5 separate regions of the Homo sapiens genome follow, and regions 1, 2, 4 and 5 are each linked to region 3. Evidence: chromatin loops called from intact Hi-C (ENCODE). Cell type or tissue: PC-3. All regions are shown on one strand. Region 1 overlaps LOC105369460 (a long non-coding RNA gene). Region 2 overlaps YAP1 (Yes1 associated transcriptional regulator). Region 3 has its middle 53 kb from the start of CEP126. Region 4 overlaps MMP20-AS1 (MMP20 antisense RNA 1). Region 5 has its middle 30 kb from the start of BIRC3.

Region 1 (5,000 bases), 410 kb before region 3:
GCAACAGAGTTTAGAATATACTGGTATTCAACACAGAATGTTAGGCCTCTTAAATCCCTTTTGAAACAAGATTGAAGATTAATAAAGGAAATAGTGATATCCGAAAAAGCCATTTAAAATGGACACAAAGGGGAAAACAAAATTTCATAGAAAAAAGTTTGGATTTCATTTTGAAAAACATAATGAAATTATAAAACAAGTATTATTTATAATTCCAATAAATCAAGTATTTACTGTTTTATCGACATCACTTTTCAGGTATTTTCCATCATGTTTGACTTGCCATTTTTATAAAAATGTAAATAGGCTTCACCAAGTTTTTTCAAAATGTCTCTATTAATCCTTTGCTAATCTAATCATTCTCTTTTGAAGCACTTAGGTTGTCATCATTCTTGTTTATTTTTTTTTTCTTCAGCTTTTAGGTAATCTCCCTAGCAAGACCCCTGTTTGTGCAAAGAACTTGCTCTCTCCATTATTACTTTCATCAGCTTGATGTAATCCTGTATATTTGACAAGATTTGCAGTTTCATTTAGAAATCAATTTGCAATGACAAAGAGACTGCTTGCCAGGCAAAGGTGTAGACCCAGAGGAGCGTTTGAGGATAATTCTTTATAGTTTCACGCTGTACCTTTAAATGTAGGGATTTGATATTGACTGCTCTGATGACCAGAACCCTCCTAGAGCTGGAAGGAAATTTCCAGCATGTTATCAAACTCTTGTTTTATAACTAAGCCTCAAAGAATGGAAGGAGCAATTCCAGATCACTGAACAAATTAGGAGCAACTCAGGGCAAAATTTCAGACCTACCTTCTGCCACACACAAAAAAGGAGTTGGTGCTGACAAGACTCACTCTTTTAGAACCTGCCCACCTGGAGGAACTCTGAGGAGGAGCCAATTAATTCATCCCCACACCAGCTCAGTCACCCATCCTATGCAATGATAGGACTAGACAGAGAGAACCTGAAGCCTGCACTGAGCACATCTGAGATTAAATCACTGTTCACTGGGTTTAAATAGGGATGACAGCACAGTTATTCGCTAACCCTGCAAACTGCTGTTTCAGAAGCAATGTTCAGGGGTGAATCATTAAAATAAGAACATAACCAACTCACATATCACCTAACAGGAAATGATGGGAGAGGAACAACCCAACTAACTTGTTTAGGCTTTTAATCCCCCAAACCAGCCTGCGAGCCTGAGCCTGAAGCCTCAGCCCTGCCCAGCTCCACCTGATTAAGTTCTGTCTCCAGAACATCTTTAAGGAGGGGCTGGTCTTAATGCAAGTCTGATAACACTTTTCATTGCCTCCTGGTTTCTTGATCCCAGAAGCTAGGCACGTGGAGGTGAGTGAGAAAGCAAGTTTACAAAGGGGCAGTTGATTAATGTAGGTATAAAAGTTTTCTTTTTCCAACTGAGTAATAAAATTTGGTTTGAAATCAAGCCTGGTTTATAGAGGGGATATTAAAACCCAACTCAATTCCAGTTATAGAGAAAGAACTAACCAATTCTAGTCATTTTCTAGAATTCAGAATTACATGGCCTGACCTAAAAAATTCCAAATACTTTATTTAGACCCTAGGGGAATTCTTTATGTGACCCTCAAATGAAGCTGCTAATAATGAGCTTAGGAGCTAAATTGTGCCTTGCATCGATGTGATCTCTACCCAGAGGAATCTTTCTAAAATCCAAATCACATCATAGTCTCTTGCTTAAGATACTTCCATGTTTCCTCTCTGCTTCAACATAAAAATCTGTAGCCACTAGAATTTATAATTTAGGAATTCTTTCATGATCTGGCCCCATGATCCAGCTTCACCTTTCCAGAGGGTCTGTACTACTTCCAGCTTCTCCCTGTCCTTGCTCTCATCCTACCTCTCTAACTAGCTGCAACGTGCTCTTCCTCCACAGCCCCCTCTACCTGTCCAACACCCAGCAATTCCACCCTCACAGCACTTCCCACTGCCCGTTTACCTGTTGGTCTTTTCCACTAGACAATAAGCTTCTTGAGGGTTATTTTGCCATTAAATCCCCAGTGACTGGAAACAAGTAGACCCTCGGTAGCTATTTGCTGAATCAGACTGAATTTGGAAAGAAAAAGGAAAGAAACGAGCACTAATGAATAAGTGTCAGTGCTTGGCACATAAACAATATAGATACGTCATTCTTTTAATCCTCAAACAGCTGTGAAATTTAACGATAATCAACCCCATTTTGTGAATAAGGAAATTGAATCTCGAGAGTCCAGTCACTTGAGCAAGGTGTATAGAGGAGGTAGGACAAAATTGTCGCTAAGTCGGGCAACGCCCTCTGCAGCAGCCGAGCGGCGCTGCCTCCTGATTGCCGGGGATGACTGGGGCTGCCGGAGCTCTCTGGGCAGAGATCCAAGCTCCGGGCCCAAGTACAGGCAGGTGTTCGTGCAGAGGCCCCACCCACCCTGGCTGGAGCCCCGCCCCACCCGCATGCCCCGCCTACTCAGCGCTGCCCCGGTGGAGAAAGCAGCGCGGCCGCAGGGCGTGCAGGATTGACAGGGCATGCCCTGGCATTCCGGAAATGCCGTGGAAAACAGCGAAACTTCAGCTCCAGGTGGCCTAGAGGCGTGGCAAACGAGAATGTGGGGGAGGTGTTCACTGCAGAAGGGTGGTCCCAAATCTGGGACCCACCGTTCCCTCCAGCCCCGCAGAAGTCAGTCAGGCCGTGGTGCTGGAAGCTTCTCAGACTTGCCTGTCATTAAAGTCCGAGGGTGGTTATAAACTCCAACTGTCACGGCAAGTTGTGTTTTTGGAGACTCTTCCAACTCCGCCAGGCTGTAAACAATGACTTTGCCTTAGAAGTTGCAGTTGAATAGGAAGAGCTTGGAAGAGCGCTTTGAGTTGAATTGCCAAGTCGGAGCTTTTGAAGCTTCTCCGAAGTTTGCTCGAATTGCAGCCCGAACTACATCTTTTCCACAAGGGCTGGACATATTTCAGGAATCTAGTATTTCCTTGGGGAATGTTTTCCTCCCCCTGCGCTGGAAGCTGCTCTCCATGTTTTCCCCCCCTTTCATTCCCATGGGTTGAAACTGACCCGCCCTGTGTGGAGGAAGTCCTCTGTAGGACTCTGGAGATCCGACCAGGACATCCACCTGGGCATTTTGGACCCCAACGCCTTGCTTCTGTATCTGATCTGCATTTGCCTTTCTGGACACCCTCTTCTGTGCTCCAAGACACCCTATACTTTTCTACCTTGACAGGGAACTTGACATTTTTAAACTTACCTATTTATTTGTCCGTCTCCCCTATTAGATTATGAATTCCTTAGGTCAGAGACATTCTTTCCTTATGTCAGTACCTGACACATTGAACCGTGGTTGTGGAGAGAATAAGTTCCCTCAGCCGTTATGAAGGGAAACCTCCCCAGCTTGTAAACTGTCTCCTTGACTTATGGAGGACTGTTCCAGAATGAGTCAGAGGGGAAGATCCACCCAGATAAGTCGGAGGCATTGGAAACAAGCCGGTAAAACTTTCTTCATTTGATCTTTTATACATTGGAGCTACTCACACAGATAGATTTTTGAAGCAAATAACTGCATTTTGCATCTACCATCCCTTTTCCCCCCACATTTAACCCACACTATGTAGATAAAATTTACTTGGGGAATTCTTGAACAGTTAAATTGTTTATATTCAATTAAGAGATTTTTATCTTTATTAATCCCCTCCTCCTCCACATATTTTCAGGCAAAATAATTATTGAGTAGTATAGGGACTTTGGGATCGTTATAATAATCAAAGAGGCCTGAGTATTCATTCAAAAAATGAAAATGAGATTTTTCATTTTTTGAAGGAAGGAATTCGTGCTTAACTCTGATGTTCATTTAGTTACTGATGATTTTTAAATTTTAACTTGTATATTCAAGTGAGTATTGTCTTTTCTTGTTATATGTTTATTTAACAATGCCATCATTTCTCAAAGCATTTTATTTTACTTACTTTAAGCCATAAGAAAAGCAAGGTGGGCATTGCTTGAGCCCAGGAGTTTGAGACCAGCCTGGGCAACAAAGTGAGATCCCCCGTCTCTCTCTCTCTCTCTTTTTTTTCTTAAATAAGAAGTTAAAAAAGGAAAAAAAAAAAAAAGAAACAAAAGCAAAGCATACTTGTGGTAGGACGCAGTGGCTCACACCCGTAATCCCAGCATTTTGGGAGGGCAAGGTGGAAGGATCCCTTGAGCCCAGGAGTTCGAGACCAGTCTGGGCAACACAGGGAGCCCCTATCTGTTTTTTTTTTTTTTTGAGACAGAGTCTTGCTCTGTCGCTCAGGCTGGAGTACAGTGGCGCGATCTCGGCTTACTGTAAGCTCTGCCTTCCGGGTTGACGCCATTCTCCTGCCTCAGCCTCCCCAGTAGCTGGGACTACAGGCGTCCGCCACCACGCCCGGCTAACTTTTTGTATTTTTTACTAGAGATGGGGTTTCACCGTGTTAGCCAGGATGGTCTCGATCTCCTGACCTCGTGATCCGCCCGCCTCGGCCTCCCAAAGTGCTGGGATTACAGGCATAAGCTACTGCACCCGGCAGAGCCCCTATCTCTAAAAAATAAAATAAAATAAGATATATGTTTTTTGAAGCAGACCTGTATCTTTATAGTAATACCTCATATACCCCAGAATTCTGAAGATAAGACCATCAGGCCAAGTACAGACTTAGGGCCACGCTCCCCCTCCATGTTTTTTAGAGCCCCACAACCCCTTCATGTTTTTTAAATTCACAATTAGTGTTCTTTCAACATGAATAGACTAAAATATCTCAGTTTTCTGAAACAAAAAGGAACATGATTTATTGACCTTATTTAACCAAAGGAAACATATGGTGTCATTTAACACTAACTCTAGATTTGGATCAAATTTTTAGAATGAGCAATGCCTCTGATTTAACTAAGCATCTCCTGCAGGAAAGGAGTCATGCAAAGCTTCATCTGCTCAACTGAGAACAGAACAGGCCAAAGTTTAACTTTATATTCCCTGGG
Region 2 (5,000 bases), 320 kb before region 3:
TTTTTTTGTATTTTTAGTAGAGACGGGGTTTCACCGTGTTAGCCAGGATTGTCGCGATCTCCTGACCTCGTGATCCGCCCACCTCAACCTCCCAAAGTGCTGGGATTACAGGCGTGAGCCACCGAGCCTGGCCTATTATTTTATTTTTTTGAGGCAGGGTCTCATTCTGTCACCCAGGATGGAGTGCAGTGGTGCAATCCCGGCTCACTGCAGCCTTGGACTCCTGGGCTCAAGTGACCTCCTGCCTCAGCTTCCTGGGGAGCTAGGACTACAGGTGCACACCACCACGCTCAGCTATTTTTTAAATTTTTCTGTAGAGATGGGGTCTCATTATGTTGCCCAGGCTGGTCTCGAAATCCTGAGCTCAAGAGATCCTCCCACCTCGACCTCCCAAAGTGGTGGGATTACAGGTGCGAGCTACCATGCCCGACCGAGAATTACTACTGGCCATTTAGCTTCGAAACATTTTTAGTTGAGAACTTTTCACTTCCTCAATACAGATGAAGAGTTCTTTCTCTGTGCTAGTAAAAAAATTTCTTTATATCTATGTCATAGCATTTATCATTCAGTATTATTATTTTTGTTTTGATCTTCTTTTTTTTTTTTTTTTTTTTTGAGATGGAGTCTTGCTCAGTCGCCCAGGCTGGAGTGCAGTGGCATGATCTCGGCTCACTGCAAGCTCCACCTCCCAGGTTCATGCCATTCTCCTGCCTCAGCATCCCAAGTAGCTGGGACTACAGGCGCCCGCCACCATGCCTGGCTAATTTTTTGTACTTTTAGTAGAGACGGGGTTTCACTGTGTTAGCCAGGATGGTCTCGATCTCCTGACCTTGTGATCCACCTGCCTCGGCCTCCCAAAGTGCTGGGATTACAGGCGTGAGCCACCACGCCTGGCTCATTCAGTATTATTTCATTATGCATGTTTTCTTCCTGGCTAGACTGTGAAATTCCTGAACACAGGAGTATATATTTTGCATTTTCCATTTTTGTCCAGTATAGGATCTACTAATTAGAAATAGATTAGGAGGCCAAGGAGGGAGGATCATGAGGTCAGGAGTTCGAGACCAGCCTGGCCAACATGGTGACATGGTGAAACCCCATCTCTACTAAAACTACAAAATTAGCCGGGTGTGGTGGCGCACACCTGTAGTCCCAGCTACTTGGGAGGCTGAGGCAGGAGAATCTCTCGTACCCGGGAGTTGGAGGTTGCAGTGAGCCAAGATTGTGCCATTGCACTCCAGCCTGGACGACGGATGCGAGACTCCATCTCAAAAAAAAAAAAAAAAAAAATAGAATAAATGTTGGCTGAAATGAATGTAATTAAAATCCTTTGTTTATGCTTGTAAAACAAAATATTGTTTCATTCTTTCTATGTAAGCTCAATTTCTGCATTATTTTTATGTATCATTTAAACTGAAGGGACAGGGATATAGCAAATACTTTTACTCAACAAGTATTTATTGAGTTCCTACTATATTCAGGCCCTGGAGATGGAGCAATAAACAACATAGTCCCTATCTGATGGAATTTATGTTCCAGATAGAAGACAGTACAATGTTGGCTAATGATACGTGCAGCAAAAATAAAGCAGCATGCATGAAAGAAAGAAAAATGAAAAATGGGAAAGAAAAAGAAAAATGGGAAACAGTTTTTTAGAAAAGCAGATCAAGGGCAGGAAGTGACCTGTAAGCTCTGACCTAAATGCACTCCTAGCCAAACATGTGACATTCCGGGCATGGGCATTCCAGGCAGGGGCAAGCATGAAGAGGCTGCTACCTGTGGATGGGGCAGAATAAGCAGTTCGCTTCGTTTTTATGGTTAAGAATCTACCAGAAAAACTTTAATTATTTCAACCAGTAAATACTTAAAGGGGATTACCATTATTAAACAGTAATTCCAATCCCCCAAACTCATGACAACCTCTAGATTGGTGAGAATGGATAATACACATTTTCACCCCAAATAACTTTTACACACTCGAAAGCTGGGCCCTTAGACGTGAAAAAGATGTGGAAGCTTTTCAAGGCTGGGCTATCATGCCTGACCACCAATACCAAAGTCTTCTTTCGAAGAAAAGATTAAAAGTAGGCCCTATAGCAAAAAGGAAGAGAGAAACAGGCCAGCATTTTAATGAGACGTAAAGAGGGTGACATGGTTTGGATGTTTGTCCCCTCCAAATTTCATAGTGAAATGGGATTCCCAAAGTTGGAGGTGGGGCCTGGTGGGGGGTGACTGGGTCACGGGGTGGGGGGTGGGGTACCTCATGAATGGCTTCGCACCATCCCCTTGGTCATAAGTGAGTTCTCATTCAGTTCACCTGAGATCTGGTTGTTTAAAAGCCTGGGACTTCTCCCACTCACTTTCTTGCACCATGTATCACACTGGTTCCCACTTGCCTTTTGCTAGGATTGTAAGCTTCCTGAGGTCCTCACCAGAAGCAGACGCTGGCACCATGCTTCCTGTACAGCCTGCAGAACTGTGAGCCAAATTAAACCTTTCTTTATAAATTACTCAGTTTCAGTTATTCCTTTATAGCAACACAAAATTAGATTGACAGAGGGTGAGAAATTTGATTCAGGATAAGCAAAAAGAGAGTAGTAGGCAATATATAAAATAATGCATAAATTAGAACTACTTAAACTTGAGGGAAGCGAGTTTTTATGTAAGATTTACTACTAGTATTACTTGATTGACAACTTAGCTACTATAGCAAAAACCAACTCCCTGTGATATTTTAAAAAGAAATACTCCATGTCATAACACTGAAGGTGACTCACCATTAACTTCCTGCTCTTGCCTAAGGACCCTCTTGCATTAGTAATGACTAACTAAAACCATTTGCCATGTCTATTCAAACAGGAAAATCCTGATTAACTACACCACGAGTTAGAGGACCAACCTCCCCTTGTCACCTGCCCCACAATTTGGGAATAAAGAAGTCACCTAGGACACTGAAGTTTACTAAACACACCCTGATGAGTCCTACAAAGTACAGGATTATCAAGTAGTTTCCTTAGAAAGTAACAAGAGTAGCTGGAAAAGTACATTCAATGACCTTTTAAAGGAACATTCTGCCTGCTGCTTGTTTTGAAATTCTGGTCTCGTGTATTTATGATGATTCACAAACTGTTCTTACTATGTACACGGCACTTTTCCTAAGTTCTTTGCAAGCAAATGTTAAGTCACTTAACAACCCTACGATGGAGGTACTATTATTATACCCACTTTACAGATGAGGAATCTAAGGCAAAGAAAAGTTAGCTTGTCCAGGATCATTCAGCCCAACCTAGTAAGTGGCAGAGTGAGATTCAAACCTTGACAGTTGAGCTCTCCAGAAATCATGCTCTTGAATACTACACCACAATTATGACAAACAGTAATCATATTTTTTTAATCCTCTTTTCTTGGAACTTTCATGAAATCCCATGGCTTGCCATATTCACATAAATGACTCCCATATCTTTAATGCCTCTCACAGGGTCAATACTAGTCTTTCTCCTCCAACTGGACATTTGACACTTCACAAGATATGTTCCCATATTTTGAGTGGGGTTTCTTCAAAATGCCATTTCCATTTGTCCCTCAAAACTTTCACATAAACTTTTTTTTTTTTTTTTTTTTGAGACCGAGTCTCACTCTGTCGCCAGGCTAGAGTGCCATGGCGCAATCTTGGTTCACTGCAACCTCCACCTGCTGGGTTCAAGCGATTCTCCTGCCTCAGCCTCCTGAGTAGCTGGGATTACAGGCCCTCACCACCACGCCCAGCTAATTTTTGTATTTAGTAAAGATGGGGTTTCACTGTGTTGGCCAGGCTGGTCTCGATCTTTTGACCTTGAAACTTTCACATAAACTTTCACATTTCCATGACAAAGTTTTAGCAGTAACTTCCAAATTGGTCTTATTCAACTCCAACATTAAACTTTGTATGTACCACAGCCACATGATCATCTTACCTCACCTCCTCTAAGGAGGAAGTCCTCTGACTCAAGGCTCAGCTCCCTAAAGGAAAATTCTCAAATTTTTAGTGGGTTATCCTCTATAGTCAGGCATTATATAGCACTGCTTCGGTACTGAAAGCATCCAACATGCCAGGCTCTATCTATTCCTCCACATCATTTCACATCCCTCCTCATTCAATCTTCTCTCAGTTCCTCAAACATCTCCTCTCCCAGCTCCAGGACCTTCACAACTGCAGTTGCTCCCTGCAGGAACTCTTCTCTCTACCTTCTTTGCTTAGCTAACTCCCTCTCATCCCTTCCCACTCTGAATGTCACTTCTTCCTAATAACTTGTCTACATATAGTTTCTTCTCCTACTTCATCAGCTGCTTTCTCTCTGGTAAGATGATTCTATCACTTTAGTAATTCATTCAGTCCTCCCAGCCGCATGGCTTGTTCACTCCTGTCTTTCCAGTACCCAGAAGTGTCATGCACTTTCCACCTCCCTACATTCTCAGTATGTCCACCCCAAAGCCTGTGTCCTCCCAGCCTCCATTGTTTTCAACCCACTGAAATTCTACTCTTTTTTTTTTTTTTTTTTTTTTTTTTTTTTTGAGACGGAGTCTTACTCTGTTGCCCAGCCTGGAGTGCAATGGTGTGATCTCAGCTCACTGCAACCTCCGCCTCCTGGGTTCAAGTGATTCTCCTGCCTCAGCCTCCTGAGTAGCTGGGATTACAGGGGTGCACCACCACACCCGGCTAACTTTTGTTATTTTTAGTAGAGATGAGGTTTCACCATGTTGGCCAGGCTGGTCTCAAACTCCTGACCTCAAGATCCACCCACATTGCCTCCCAAAGTGCTGGGATTACAGGCGTGAGCCACCGTGCCTGACCCAATTCTACTCTATTCTTATGCCATATCTTTGTGAAGCTTTTCTCCAATCTGTCCCACTAGTAAGACTCTTCCCCACCTATAAATTTAAATTGCACCTGTTCTGATTTCTTGAATACAGTATGTATTGTTTTGTGTTCATCACTCTTCTACACTGAGTTTAACTATAAG
Region 3 (5,000 bases):
CAACTGAGTAGTTGACAACTCTGCCTTAGCCTTCACTTCCTGTTTGTGCAGAACCTCCAGACTAGCCAGAGGAGAGAGTTTAGAGGGTTATCAGGTATTTCCTGAGCATATGCAGAGCCCTGTACATGCACACAGCTTTACACACATAAGTGGCTTCTATAGTCTCAGGGATGTGTCACAGCTTTTCAAGGTTCCTATGGACAGCTTATCCTCTAGCTTTCCCTTTAAGCTTTTTAATTAGTCTGTTGTTAGCCATAACTGTTATCCACCACTTCAGGCAGCTGCAATATTATGCAATTGACTCTTATTGTTTTCAACACTTTTGGGGAAAAGAATTTTTCACAAGGGAGAGTTCTTAGTAAGGTAAAAATGAAGACAACCCTGTCAGTGGGCTCTTCTAGGGAACCAACAGGCAATTAACATCACAACAATTTTCTGTGAATGTGCTTTAAAGAAGCTCCAACCCCATTCCACCTTCTTCAGTGTATGACAGGCTGCTGGTTTTCACTGTGATTGTAGGTTATTGACTTTTGAGGCTGTGACTGAGCTGGGAGAGGAGATAGGAAAAGGGAAGTTATAAAACTATAAACCTATTTTTCTTACCAAGATTGAGCTTTTTTTTTGGTAAATAAATTATTCCCAGATTGTTGCAAGCCTTTGATTAATTTCTGTAGTTCTGCAACAGTTGATTCTGACAACTTTTTTGTTGGTCGGTATTCTTATTTCTTTTATAGATGAGAGGATTTTTGGATGAATCAGGTACAGTGGAAAAACACCTTGTAGAAGTTTTAATTCAATCTCCCAGTACGTTTTATCTTTGATATTAGTAGAATCAGGCTTTGTTAGAAATCAAATCTTACTAATTGCACTAAATAGGGGTTACATTATGAGTTAGAATATAATTATTACAAAATTCATAATAATTAAACTAGTTTTTTTTTAAAACTAATATGGCCTTTGCTCATATGCCAAATATTGTTATGGATTGGAACATAGATCAAGGGTCAAGTCTCATTTAATTTGAGATTAAAAATTTTGTGGGCAAAAACATGCCATGCTTTATACTAAAGGTTATACTGACATGGGATCTTAATGAACTTTAAGTGATTGTCATCTTTCCCTAACTGTTAAAATCCTAGTCAAGTTTAATGAGCTTCTATTATGACTAACTACATTCTTATTTCCTGCTGGAGAAGTGCCTCAATGTGGGAGAAGGGGCTCTCTGTATACTTTACAATCCCTCATCAGTTTGGTATGTTGATGGAGGAATCTTTTTGGAATAATAAAGGTCTACTGCTTTGGAAGTTTTAATCATCTGGGAATATGCTGGAACACAGTGTTGGTGACAAGTAGTATAAAAAACCTTGAGCTTCCAGAAGTCAGGGAGAAGCTCTGGGTTAAGCCTCCTGGTGAATTAGGCTGATAAATATTCATGGGTATAGGCAGAAACTTATTCTGGAGATTCTCAACAGGGATCCTGACAACTGATTACAGGCATAGAAACTGTGAACCCAAAGAAAGGAGGCAACTAGTTCTCCAAACTTTGCTTAGAATGATCTAGAGAGGGCTCCCGTTCTAGTGAGCACACCTTTAGAATTTATGGTTAGAAGTAAAAAATATGTGATGTAAGGACCCAAGACATGTACTCAGAAGTAACATCAAGTCACTAAGAAGGAAAATAGCAGCCTGGAAAGAACTGGACTAACAGCTACCGTTAAAGCAGGGCCTTGCTTGCATAGAGGCTAGCCAATTCACAGTGGCCTTGCATTCCATTCTGGAAATTGTCTGCTCTATTTAAGGTTGGGTTTTTTTTCGTAACTGAGAAAGGAAGGATGAGTCGCCCTAACTTTCCTTAATGCCTGAAACATTTGATCCCAAATTTTGCATGGATTTTCTCTTGAATGGCCATTGCTGATTGGAAATATCAATGGAATTCTTAGTAATTCCACTATCTTTGGGCTGCTCCCTAGTTTCCCAAGAAACAGCCTCACTGTACGAGCCTGCTACCTTGCTCTTGTACTACCACTCCACTTGCCTGTGCACTATACATATCTATTAATTGTCCCGTTTTATGCAATCTTCTCCTCTCTCTCTCTGCAATCTCCTCCCCTGACCCCAATAATCTCAGAACATCAGTATATTTAGCACAGATATCAGTCACTATTTCACTCCTGCTCCCTCCAGTGGCACTACAGTGGACCTGACAGTCTGTTTTCCCCCAGAGCCTGTTAAGTGATTCCATCCATGGGTGCTTGGCCTGTGATTGCATCACAAGCTGGATAACACTTGTTTTTCTTTTCTCTTGCACCCCCCTGGCTTGTCTTGTATCCTTCCTCATTCCTGTGTTCTTCTTAGGAACTTGTTTTTGCAGTAAAAATGCATCTTGAATGTAGAGTTACAGAAAAATTTGAGATTGGTGAGAAGTTTTCTTTGTGCTAACGGAGTTGCTTCTAATACTTGTCTAGGCTGTGTCTTTATTTGCTGTGGGGAAGTTATTTTACCAGTTGGAGTGGGGTTATGATGACATATTTACAAACACTGAAGTATGAGCCTGTGAAGGAGAGTCCATCCCAGGACATCATTAAGGGCTGGACGTATTAGGGGATGGATTTATTAGGGGTATCTCCTGGCAATGCCCCCATCCTCTTTGATAGGACCTCGCTGACAAAGCCTGACCCTTAGGGTGCATGTGTGTGCATAGACTGTAGTTTTCAATTTTCTGCTTGAAGGTGGCAGAAGGAATTCCAGTCATCATGAGATCATTGGTGTCTCTCTTCAGAGTTCATGGACAGTATTGCTAAAATAAATGCCCCATCTAGCTTAGATAAGCTTGGGTTTCTTTTTCTTATGAGACAGGGTCTTGTTTTGTCACCCAGGCTGGAGTTGAATTTGCTGAGACAAAAGATGCTGATGAAATGCAGTAGCTTTCTTAACATGAAAGCAAATCCATGTTGCAGCTTAATTTTCCCTCTATTAATTACTCAATGGAATACTACTCAGCCACTAAAAGGAATGAATTAATGGCATTTGCTGCAACCTGGATGGGGTTGGAGACTATTATTTTAAGTGAAGTAATTCAGAAATGGAAAACCAAACATCGTATATTCTCACTCATAAGTGAGAGACTTCTGCCATGATTGTAAGTTTCCTGAGGCCTCCTCAGAAGCTGAGGAGATGACAGTATCATGCTTCCTGTATAGCTTGCAGAGCTGAGCTGATTAAACCCTTTTTCTTTATAAATTACCTAGTCTCAGGCACTTCTTTATAGCATTGTGAGAATGACCTAATACACTATTGAATTGAGGGAGGCCATTTAATCTTTAGCATTTTTCACCAGCATTGTGCTATATAGAGAACAACTACTCTAGCACTTCATAGCTGTTGGCACACTCCTCTCCTATGTCTTGATGGGGAGAGTGTGCCTTCTGCATCCTTTAATAGGATATAGTTGAAGGTTGGTGGTGATTATCTGGTTGCTATGTGGTAAATACATACTAGAATTTCTATCTCGTGAAGTACTTAGTTGACAGAAATTCTTTGTTTACAGTATAGAGGCCAAAATCTAGCTTGGACCACCTTTGAGTTCAAGTTTTTATCAAATTAGATGAGAAACACAAAAGCAACTTCCAGCTGCTTCAGCTTTTATAGTTGAATCCATAATCTGGTAATTATACCCATATTACTAAATAAAGCTCGAGCTAAAATTTAGTACTTGCTCGGTCTAGCAGCCTCACATTTTCCAATCGAGTCCGGTACATCTTCCTCATATTTTGCTGATTCCAAATAGCAATATCCTGCAATCGTTTTGGCAGATGAATTTTCATTTTATAACCTCATCTCAGTCCTTTCACTACTGCCACCAAGTGGTAGATATAGAGATGTGCCACCCAGCTCACTTCATGTAAGTGGAGCCTGGCTGTGGGGAGTGCAGAGCACTTCTGGCTGTCAGCTCCTTTAAGGTCAGCCTCCCTGGTAGAAAGATTCCTCGTCCAATGACACCCTCTTGCTGGGGAAACCCATACCCAGTAATTAAGTAGCGTAGGGTTAAAAAGCCTGGCCATTGAAGCCTGAAGCAGGACAACTGTGGTGTGTAACTGACTGTTGAGCGTTCCTTCTGTTTGGTTAGGAGATTGTTGCATTGTAGTTTGACTTCTTCTGCTCAAGTCTGCTTCCTCCCCCTTCTTGTTGGATTAATATTAATTCCAAAAAAAAAAAAAAAAAAAATCCTGCACCCTGATTTGGTCTCAGAGTAGCTTCTGGAGAACTCAACCTGTAGCAATTGGTACCAGAGGTGGTATGGACTGAAAAAGTAGGTGATATGATAGGGTTTTGGAGCTGGATTACTTACCGCTCAGCTGGAACTGAGGACCCTATCACTATTGGTGGGAGGAGCAGATACAGCTTTCACTGGTGATATATTGTGTTGGTCTAGTGTCTACCATGGGTAGAGAAAGCATTGGTGGGTACAATATTTCAAGTATTTGGGACACACAGAGGAAAGAGAAACTATAAGAAAGAATAAATTGGATGGATGTCCTTAAGAGCTTCTGTGCCACAGAAAGATAACGAGCAGGCAATTAAAAATTAGGAAAGTAAGCAAGAGGGGTTCTTTGTATACAAAAAAACTTTTTATCTCCTGCACCAGGGAGACATATAAAAATGAGGACCAAGCCCATTTAAGAGTTGAAATGATAGAATGTCAAATATAGTTAAATGTCCCACAAAACAGATCTGTTACATCAAATTTGGGGCTCTGATTAGGATAATCTGGGGCCCTGACACGTAGGATGAGGACATCTGGGTGGCTGCATCCCAAAGTTTGGCTTCCCAGACTCTCCTGAACTTTCTTAGCATTCAGAAATGGCCCTCAACTCTTCCTATTAACAGCAAATACCTCTTTGGGCTGAAAGATAATGCATAGGAATCTCTTCTGCAAAGTGAGTGACACATGCCTGTCTCAGGACCTACTCTCTCCTGGCTACTAGCCCTATAATTATGGC
Region 4 (5,000 bases), 800 kb before region 3:
AGGAACAACATGCATTGTGGCCTACTTCAGGGGAGAGGTTAAGAGAAGAGTGAGTGTCACAAAACTACCTATTGAGTACTATGCTCACTATCTAGAAGACAAAATTATCTGTACACCAAACTTCAGAGACATGCAATGTACCCATATAACAAAGCTGTACATGTACCCCTGAACCTAAAATGAAAGTTGAAAAAAGAGATACTTGTACATGTATGTTTATCACAGCACTATTCACAATAGCAAAAATATGGAATCAACTTAAGTGTCCATCAACAGAGAATTGGATAAAGGAAATATGGATAAAGGAATAAAATCATGTCTTTTGCAAAAGCCCAGATGGAACTGGATGACATTATCCTAAGTAAAATAACTCAGAAACAGAAAGTCAAAATACTAGCATGTTCTCACTTATAAGTAGGAGCTAAACAATGGGTACACACAGACACACGGATTGTAAGAATTGACATTGGAGACGACAAGAGGTAGGAGGGTGGGAGGGGGATGAGGGACAGAAAATTACCTGTTGGGTACAGTGTTCACTATTTGGATGATAAGTACATTAAAAGCCCAGACTTCAATGCTACACGATATAGGCATGTAAGAAACCTGCACTTGTACCCCCTAAATATATTTTTTAATTAAAAAAATTTTTAAGTCACAGACTTATGATTCCATTTGTATATTCTCTACATGACAAAATTATAGATACAGAAAACAGATTAGCCGGTGCCAGGGTTTAAGGATAGTGGGAGGCCAGGGGACAGGTGTAACTATAAAAAAGCAGCACAAAGGAGATCTTCATGGTGATGGACTAGTTGTGGATATTGATTGCAACAGTGTTTCCATGAATCTACACATGTGATAGAATGACAGAGAATATACACACATTGTACCAACTGCCTAGTTTAGATATTGTACTATGATTATGTAAGATGTAATCATTGGGGAAAACTGGATGAAGGATACATGAGTCACCTCTGTATTATCTTTGCAACTTCATGTGAATCTATAATCATTTTTAAATTAAAAGTTTTAAAAAAGCAGCCATACATTCATGCTAAATTTAACATTTGGTTTGTGTATTGAAAAAAAATTTCTAAGGCAAGCTAGATTAAAAAAGAACGTAAGGTCAAGAACAATGCATATAATGTAGTCCTATTTACTTTTTTCTTTCAGAAAGGCAATATATGCAAGTACATATGCATATACATATGCAAGTACATATGCATATACATATGCAAGTACATATGCAAATACATATGCAAGTACATATGCATATACATATGCAAGTACATATGCATATACATATGCAAGTACATATGCATATACATATGCAAGTACATATGCATATACATATGCAAGTACATATGCATATACATATGCAAGTACATATGCATATATATATATGCAAGTACATATGCATATATATGCAAGTACATATGCATATATATATGTGCAAGTACATATGCATATATATGTGCAAGTACATATGCATATATATATGTGCAAGTACATATGCATATATATGTGCCAGTACATATGCATATATATATATATATGCCTATATAATTTATATATACAGAAATTTCCAAAGTAAAGGACAAGATACTAATAGCAAAGGCTGACCCTGGGGAACAGACTGGGGGAACCCAGAGTAAAGGATATTTTTAACATGAAAGAGGACTGTATTAATAATTGCACAGAAACAACAAGCATAACGAGCTCAAAACTCAGAAAATCAGAGTTTATGGTCACTGAGAGTAACATTACTCAATAAATGCCAGTTATTGTTGTTATCTTTTCTTCTTCCTTACATTTTTACCTATTTTGTGCAAAAAAAAAGTTTATGATAATGGTAGACTAAGTTATTTGTATTAACACTCCTATTAAAAAAATTGATAGGATAGTTTTATAGTGTTGGTAACCCATCAAATATATGATAGGATATCCTCTTAAACACCTGTCAGTCACTCAGTGGTCATCAACCTAAATGCTTACCACACCAGGAAGGTAAAGTAAATATGTGAGGGCCAGGTGTATTATTTAGGAAAAGATTGAGATGGTGGCAAACAAGAAATAACACCCAGACAAAGCATTTAAATACAAATGTATACAAGACATGGCTTGGATGAAACAAAACACATTTGTGTTCTGCCAGTCCCCCACAGCAACCCATGCATGTCTGCCTGCTAAGGAATCCTGTTCCACTGTAGGCAGATCTAATTGCTAGAAAGCTCCTTGTGCTCAGCTGAACTTTATGTCGGTAATTTCCCTCTATAAATCCTAGATCTGAGCATTTTCTTCATAACAATATTTAGTTGACTTGGCTTTAGCAAACACTTGCTGATGTCTAATAAGAACTAGTTCCTTTAGCACACGTTCAAAGCTACCTACAGGTAGGTAGACAATGTAACTCAAGTTTGTCCTCAGAAAGACTAGGGTTTAATCCCAACTCTGTCATCTAAAAGCTCTAGGACATTGGAAAAGTTATTTAAATCTTATATATATTCATATTCAAGATGTGGATAATAAAACTGTTCAGCTTGCAGAGTTGCTGTGGAGATTAAATGTGAAAATATGTACAATGCATAGCACATGTCAAAGAAATGACGTTTTCTGTTGGAAATGTAACTAATTTGGGGCCAATTGTTCAACTTTCTTGAATTTTTGAGAAAGTAGAAAATTAGCAAATTTTCAAAGTCATTTCATAGCCAAAGATTGAAAGACGAGCTACAGGCTTGATATCCTAAAGAAACTTCTTTTCTTTCCCAAGCTACCAGGTGTGTTTTCTCTCCTTGCCACTAGATGGCAATTGCCTCCCAGGGTATTTGAGCTCAAAGACCATAAAATCCCGGAGGCCACCACCAAGGCTAACTTTTAAATTACAAAGCAGTCCAGAACCATACCCTGGTCTCTCAAAGATAATTTGTTCACTTAGTAACTAAGAAATACAGGGACCACTTCCCGAAATTCAAGGGAGTGGGAGAAGGAGTGATTGTCTAGAAGAGCAACTCAAGACTTTTTCCACAAAGTAACTCATTCATCTGACCTAGTTTGTTCCTGCCGCAGAGTCTTTGCTCTCACTGCCCCATATTCCCAGACCCTCTCCCTCCAGACATTTGTGCAGCCCACTCCTTTATGTGTTTACATACTAGCTCCCTGCCTCCATAATGTTAGTCTCAGGAGAGTGGGGGCTGTTTTAGTTTCATACAGCACACTCAACCTCAAGAATAATGCTTCCTATGTAGTAAGTGCTCAGTAAACATTGGCTGAATGAAATTTAAATGAATACCCAGGACTCTCAAAAGTTGCTCGTCCAGTAGCTGGAAAGACACCCTCCCTCTTCTCAAGAAAGCAAATCAAGATGCAAGTGAACCAGAGATGGTCAATGTCCTGCTAATGCAGGGCTGAAGCTTCAGGTGGCTTCCCACCCGTCACCTCTGGAAATCACATCTCATCTCCTACGTTCTTGGGGCCTTCAGTGACAATAAACTAACCTGAGATGATGGGTAAAAGTCAAGAGTGACCCCTTTCTTTCCTTATCAATAACATGCCTTTTAATAGAGTCCTTCTGGAGAGAAAGCTGTTCCCAAAACCCATCATCTCTTTCCTGTAGTCTTTTATCTACACCTTCAGGTCTCATAGGTGCTTCGGATGGAAGCAAATGCAGTCTCTCTTTCTATAAACTGTCCCTGAGAGAGGCACCCCAATCCCTGGACTTCAGATCAGTACTCCCCTTGGGCCCCATATATAATCATCATCTCCTGATAATCTCACCTCAAGTCGGCCTCTGTATTCCTCTTCCCCATTCTCACTGCCGCCACCCGGAGTCAGGCCCTCCTTTTCCTAAGTTGGTGGACGGGAAATAGGCTATTTAATGAAATGCATGTTTCTGGCCATGACATTCTGCTCAAAACCTCCCAAGGACCTTGTAAAACCAGCTTACATCATCTCCTTATGCAGCCTTCCCTGCCCCTTCCTCTCAGAGCAGAATTGACCCTCTCCCCCTTGTGTCTCTGCTGTGCTTCATGTAGACTCATCTCATACCATCTGTTCCTCTTTACTGCAGTTAGCCAGCTGCTTCACCTCTAGACTAGCGGGCCTTGATCATGTCACTTTTTATGTCCAGTACCTTAAAAAATCCCTGACTTTCATCAGCGTATCAATACCTATACTTGGTTCTCATTATGCATCAAAAACAATCCGAGCCTCTTGCTCTATCATTAACAGTAACCAGCTTGTCCCTTCATTAGTCCCCCATACATCCCATCCACTCCCAGCCAGGCTGAGTGTCCCTCGGTGCCCCTGTTAGCATGTGTCTGGGACCACCTAAAGGGTCCTGGAGAAAGGCCCCTAAATGGTAACGTTCAGTACATGATGGCAGATTGTACTTAAAATGGTAGATGTTAGAATATAGTTAACTGGAGGTTCTAGAGCCAGACCACCTGGTTCAATCTCCCTTCTACCACTTACTAACTTGTGACTTGGGAAATTATACCACCTTAACCTCTCCGTGCCTTAGTTTCTTCCCTGGCAAAAAAGGTAGCAATAATAGTACCTATCTCATAAAGGTTTTTGGAGGATTAGAATGATACAGATAAAGCTCTGGAACAACCTTGTCACATAGTAAGCATTTAGTTAATTCTGATTATTATTGAGTGTCTGCTATATGTCAGTCACAATGCTAGAAACTTGACATATATTACTGAAACGGGAAAACTTCCCTTGCCCCCCTCATGGGGCATGCAATGGAGGAGTGGCTCGCCTCTTCAGTGCCTCACTGCTCAAGCCTCTAGGGGGAGCATGCAGACGGGCAGGCTGTGGGGCTTCAACCCCACGACAGTGTCTAGGGGTGAATGTTTACAGCTGAAACCCTAGTGGGCATGTGTTACAGGGTGTTCTTTTAGTTTAGCTGTTTGTAGGCGGCTTCTGTTAGCTCAATTAGACCCCTGCCTTATCACAAGGACAGAGGGTTTTCTGTATCCCAGGTTCTTGCCTTG
Region 5 (5,000 bases), 430 kb before region 3:
ATAAATGAAAAAAGTGCCTGGCACAGCATCTGGACATACTGGCACTCTGTAAGTCTTAGAAGGAGGTAGAACAAAATACTGTGGCAGACACAGAGGTGTGCCCCTCAGATCTCTTTTCAAGAAAAAATTTTGCTGCTCAACTGCCAAGAATGCAGTGAGCTGGCAGCCTCTGCTGTTACTACCTCCAGAATCTGCCACTTTTTAGCTAAGGTCATGTTCTTCCTGGAGGGGAACCAGGGCCTGGATATTTCTGCAAAATGCAGGACTCCTCTAACAGGCACTATTGCTCCAGAGCTCTCTGTTGGGTGGGTGGAGACTCAGATCTGCAACGTTGTCTGAGCTTTTCCACCCAACACCGCCTCTCCAGTCTCTTTCATTTTTCGTGGCATTACTTCCCACTAAGCCTCTTGCACTAACTCTGTCTCAGATCTGCTTCCCGGAGGACCCAGCTGATGCATCTCTCTATTTACTTTGCCCCCTGCCTACAACTTTCTTCTTTTTCTGTGCTTCAGATTGCAGAGTTTTCAGGAAACTCTTACAACCTTCCTCCTCTGTGTTCCCACAAAATTTTGTTTATACCTTTATTATAGAGAAGGAGAAGGGAACAGTACTTATTGAACACCTGTTGTAGGCCAAGAGCTGTACTGAGGAAATTTTGTTTATATATCCACACTCACTCTTGAGTTTTCATACTAGCCTGGGAGGTAGAGTTTATCATTCTTATATTGTAGATGAAAACTCAGAGTTGCAGTGGTCTGTATTGCAGAACAATATTTCATTTCAGTCTGATAAAGGACGCTGCTATTTATTTTCATTAGACTACTAAGCATTTAATGTACTTGATTGTACTTTATCTGATTGCATGTCTACTTTTGGGGAGTGGAAATGCCTTATTTGTTTTTATAAACAATGACCGAACCCGGTTCTATGTAATATACATGTAGTGAATGCTTACTGAATGAGTGAATGAATTATGGCTAGATTGGACTTGGACTTACTCTTCTTCTATGTGAAAAGGTGCATTTTGAATAATTGCTAAAATGCATGATAATGAGACTACCACAGGCCCGGATATAGCAGAGCTGCCCAGTTGCTGTTAAATGCTGGGATTAGATAAAATCAAAACCGCAGGATTCTATAGAGGCAGTAATGGGATTTGCAACTAGAATGTTTCAGATTTTAAAAAACTGTCACTTATGATGAGGAAAACAAGGCCAGGTCAGCTGGGCCTGAGGCCAAATGGAGAAGGAGGTCAGGTTTAAGGATGAAAATGGCAGACCTAGTCGATTTGCAGAAAGCAAGGGATCCTTACAGCTTATCGGGGAGTGAAACGTAAATATTAGATGTAAGTCTAGGGAAGGACCTTCTGGGTCTGCTACAACAGATGGAGGTCGGGGGAGGTTGGGGGAGTAGGGGCATGGTAACTGCAGGGGCTGGATCATGGTGGGCGCAGGATGCAGGTGTTAAGTCCGCTGCAGGAAATTCTTGTTTTTTGGTTTTTGTTTTTTTCTGAATGAACACATAGCTCAGCATATTATCGTTATTTTTGGCTCCTAAGTTTGAGACATCTGAACTAAATCAATTGCTGACAGCTACACTCCCACTGCAGTGTTTCACGGCTTGCCCCCCATTTTGTTAGCCTGAAAATTTGGGGAGTTGCAATAGAATAGATAATATCTGAGATTATTTCCAAGGAGAAAATTTCATGATTCTCAACCCCCTCGAGGGCTGGTGGGGGATGAAGGAGCAGCCATAACGGGGCAGGATCAGGGGAGTTCAGACATACGTGGCTGACGTGATCCCGAAGAATAGCCACCACCTTCCCCTGGACTGTTGAGATGCCTGTGAAAATTTGCAACACAGATCCAAATAAACAGTGCCATCTAGTGGCAACTCTCTTGAACTCATCCATCCATTTATCCACCAGCCATCCATTTAATATTTGCAACATGTCTACTATGTGCCCGCTACTATTTAACAGTAACAAGAGAGATTCTGAAGTCTCTTCCCTAGTGAAACATTCTAACCAGGGACAGACAAGTCCCAAGCCCCATAGCGGTAGTGTAGACCTCATTAATTGACAGTTCAGATGTTTCAAACTTGGAGGCCAAAATTAAATATAATACACAAAGCTACTTGTTCCCTTTTTTAAGTGAAAATTATCTTTTAATGTAGAAAAGATGAATCCAGGAGTTCCAAAATTAGCCTGGGCAACATAGATTCCATTTCAAAGAAAGAGAAAAAAAGTAAACAGGGGCCGGGCGCGGTGGCTCACCCCTGTAATCCCAGCACTTTGGGAGGCCGAGGCGGGCGGATCACGAGGTCAGGAGATCGAGACCACGGTGAAACCCCGTCTCTACTAAAAATACAAAAAAAATTAGCCGGCTGCGGTGGCGGGCGCCTGTAGTCCCAGCTACTCGGGAGGCTGAGGCCAGAGAATGGTGTGAACCCGGGAGGCGGGGCTTGCAGTGAGCCGAGATCGCGCCACGGCACTCCAGCCTGGGTGACAGAACGAGACTCCGTCTCAAAAAAAAAAAAAAAAAAAAAAAGTAAACAGGAGGTTTTTAAACTCTTTTATTCTCATAGTCTGACTCCATTTTTGATGTTTGCTGACAGTTTTCAAGCCCCCCCTCCCCCTCCGCCAACTTCCTTCTCCTTGCCCCACCTCTGGGCGGGGTGATAAGAAATCCTGAGTGCTTCCTCCTTTGGCACTGAAAGTGAGTTCAAACCATGCAAGCCTTGGCCAAGTAAGAACCCTACCCTCTAATCACAAGTAAAAGCAGAGTCAGTCTCCTTTCCCTGCTCTCTCAAGCCATGCTTGGACCTGCTTGGGAGCCACCTGTTCTCCCCAGAAAGACTCCATCATGTGATTAATAAAATTAATAACTCCCCTTTTTTTTTTTTTTTGAGACAGAGTCTCGCCCTGTCGCCCAGGCTGGAGTGCAATGGCGCGATCTCGGCTCACTGCAACTTCTGCCTCCCGGGTTCAAGCACTTCTCCTGCCTCAGCCTCCCAAGTAGCTGGGATTACAGGTGCCCACCACCTTGCCCGGCTAATTTTTTATATTTTTAGTAGAGATGGGGTTTCACTATGTTGGCCAGGCTGGTCTCCAACACCTGACCTCAGGCGATCCACCGGCCTTGGCCTCCCAAAGTGCTGGGATTACAGGCATGAGCCACCATGTCCGGCCCATAATTGCTATTCTTACATACGATAATGGAGGTAGTCCTATCTGTTTGCATGCCATTTCCAAATTGTTTGTCTCACCCTTCATAAGGATCACGGCCAAAACTCTTATAACAAAAGACAGATTAGCAAGAGAAAAGCATAACAAATTTATTTAATCAAAGTATTTTGTGATGACACAGGAGCCTTCAGAAATGAAGACCCAAAGACCCAGAAAAAACTTTCTATTTTTATTCTTAGGTTTGATGAAGAATGGACAACCACGTAGAAATGTGATTGGATGAAAGTCAGAGACTGGGGAGCGAAACCCAGCAAGTCCTGTCCGTTCAGATTCTTCTTGGCCTCTCTGTGCAGCATTCTTTCCTCTCTGGTATGAGGCAGCACCCCTCCTGAATGAGGGTGTTCAAGGGAGAAGGGAGAGAGTAACCTTTCTAGATGTTATGGCTCACTTTGCAGGGAGAGGGATTCTAATTTCTATGACCCAAAGTTGGGAAGAGGAATTATGGTTCTATGACTCACTTCAGGGAAGGAAGGTGGATGGGAAACAGACAGGTGGGAGAAGGTCAGAGAAAGACTTTGCTTCTTTGTTTTGGGGAGTTTTTTGTTTGTTTTTGAGACAGGGTCTGGCTCTGTCTCCCAGGCTGGAGCTCAGTGGTGCGATGAGGGCTTACTGCAGCCTCAGCCTCTTGGGCTCAAGAGATCCTTCGAGAGCCTCAGCCTCCCAAGTAGCTGGGACTACAGGCATGTGCCACCCCATTCAGCTATTTTTAAAAATTTTTGTAGAGATGTGGTCTTCCTATGTTCCTCAGTCTGGTCTTGAACTCCTAGGCTCAAGCGATCCTTCTCCCTCGGCCTCCCAAAGTGCTGGGATTACAGGCGTGAGCCCCTGAGACTTTGCTCCTTAAACTGCCTCTGAGGCTTTCCAATCTCCTTTAGTTCAAACTACTCAGAATACAAAAATTAGCTGGGTGTGGTGGTGGGCACCTGTAACACCAGCTACTCGGGAGGCCAAGGCAGGAGAATCACTTGAACCTGGGAGGTGGACGTTGCAGTAAGCCGAGATCACACCACTGCACTTCAGCCTGGGCGACAGAGTGAGACTCCATCTCAAAAAAACAAACAAAAAAAATCAAAGTACTCAGGAGGCCAAAGTGCCATATTTGGGGTATTGTTTCCTGAGCCCCAAGAGATGCATTCTCAAGAACATTAGAAGGTGAAAAAGAACTCCCATTCCTCATCTCTCCCCATGCCAGAATTTTCTCAGATCGTCTTCCCCTCACTCCACTCTCCAAGATACCAGAACAAAATAGGTTGCCAAAATACAAACTGCCTTTAATTCCATTTTACTAAAAATACAACCAACAAATATCATATTAAACAATTTGAATAAGTCAAAATGCAGTGACAAATATTTTAAATACATATGTTCAGAAAAAAAATACCTTGTGTGGCTTTTTCTTCTTTAATTTACTTTTCTCTATTTGCAAATAGAGAAAGTGTCAACCCAATCCCCTTGGAATAGATTTTTTACTATAAAAACTGGCCATCTTAGCTTCCATTCTGTTTTGTCTTTCTTATAGTCTGGGCCCTAGATTTTTCAAGCCAAATAATAGATAGTAAAGGAACATGCAGAACTGAATAGAAATCCTAACGGCTGTGCCAGCTTCATTGGCATCTTTCTGGCTATTTAGCTCCATATTCCTGGAGTTCAGAACAGCCCAAGTCTTGCTATTTAAAGGTCCACTGACCCTCTTAGGAAGATTGGGTCCCGTTGGCAGTTTTTTTTTTTTTTTTTTTTTTTTTTTTTTTGAGAC

The links. A loop is a pair of places that touch in the nucleus more often than their neighbours do. Peaks named below come from ENCODE experiments on the same cell type or tissue, not always from the same donor. Only the 100,000 strongest peaks of a DNase experiment are listed, where the experiment ranks them.
Region 1: it touches region 3 in a loop (6-fold over the local background); 6 of 110 quality-filtered maps call a loop at or near these places.
Region 2: a loop joins it to region 3, with 5 times the contacts of the local background. A loop is called at or near these places in 2 of 110 quality-filtered maps.
Region 4: it touches region 3 in a loop (6-fold over the local background); 11 of 110 quality-filtered maps call a loop at or near these places.
Region 5: it touches region 3 in a loop (7-fold over the local background); 7 of 110 quality-filtered maps call a loop at or near these places.

What each region holds. Positions count from the first base shown.
Region 1 is chr11:102,266,210-102,271,209 of GRCh38, reverse strand. It overlaps LOC105369460 (a long non-coding RNA gene), which reads right to left. Exons shown (of 5, transcript XR_007062863.1): 2 at 1,974-2,080. Among named protein-coding and RNA genes, the nearest start is that of BIRC3, 49 kb to the left of the region's middle. RefSeq lists a silencer at 2,352-2,461. In PC-3, CTCF peaks have their summits at 2,047 and 2,249; DNase peaks (open chromatin) are centred at 1,029, 2,399 and 3,419; H3K4me3 peaks cover 3,033 bases; H3K27ac peaks cover 1,375 bases.
Region 2 is chr11:102,176,297-102,181,296 of GRCh38, reverse strand. All of the region lies in intron 3 of YAP1 (Yes1 associated transcriptional regulator), which reads right to left. Among named protein-coding and RNA genes, the nearest start is that of YAP1-DT, 68 kb to the right of the region's middle. In PC-3, no CTCF peak of the experiment used is centred here; a DNase peak (open chromatin) is centred at 2,856; H3K4me3 peaks cover 963 bases; H3K27ac peaks cover 3,063 bases.
Region 3 is chr11:101,859,810-101,864,809 of GRCh38, reverse strand. No RefSeq gene overlaps it. Among named protein-coding and RNA genes, the nearest start is that of CEP126, 53 kb to the left of the region's middle. In PC-3, CTCF peaks have their summits at 1,971, 2,171 (motif pointing left) and 3,873 (motif pointing left); DNase peaks (open chromatin) are centred at 1,229, 1,769, 2,199 and 3,879; H3K4me3 peaks cover 400 bases; H3K27ac peaks cover 1,163 bases.
Region 4 is chr11:102,664,345-102,669,344 of GRCh38, reverse strand. All of the region lies in intron 1 of MMP20-AS1 (MMP20 antisense RNA 1), which reads right to left. Among named protein-coding and RNA genes, the nearest start is that of MMP20-AS1, 26 kb to the right of the region's middle. In PC-3, CTCF peaks have their summits at 2,811 (motif pointing right), 4,602 and 4,806 (motif pointing right); a DNase peak (open chromatin) is centred at 2,814.
Region 5 is chr11:102,285,016-102,290,015 of GRCh38, reverse strand. No RefSeq gene overlaps it. Among named protein-coding and RNA genes, the nearest start is that of BIRC3, 30 kb to the left of the region's middle. In PC-3, a CTCF peak has its summit at 1,888 (motif pointing left); a DNase peak (open chromatin) is centred at 1,875; H3K4me3 peaks cover 1,394 bases; H3K27ac peaks cover 349 bases.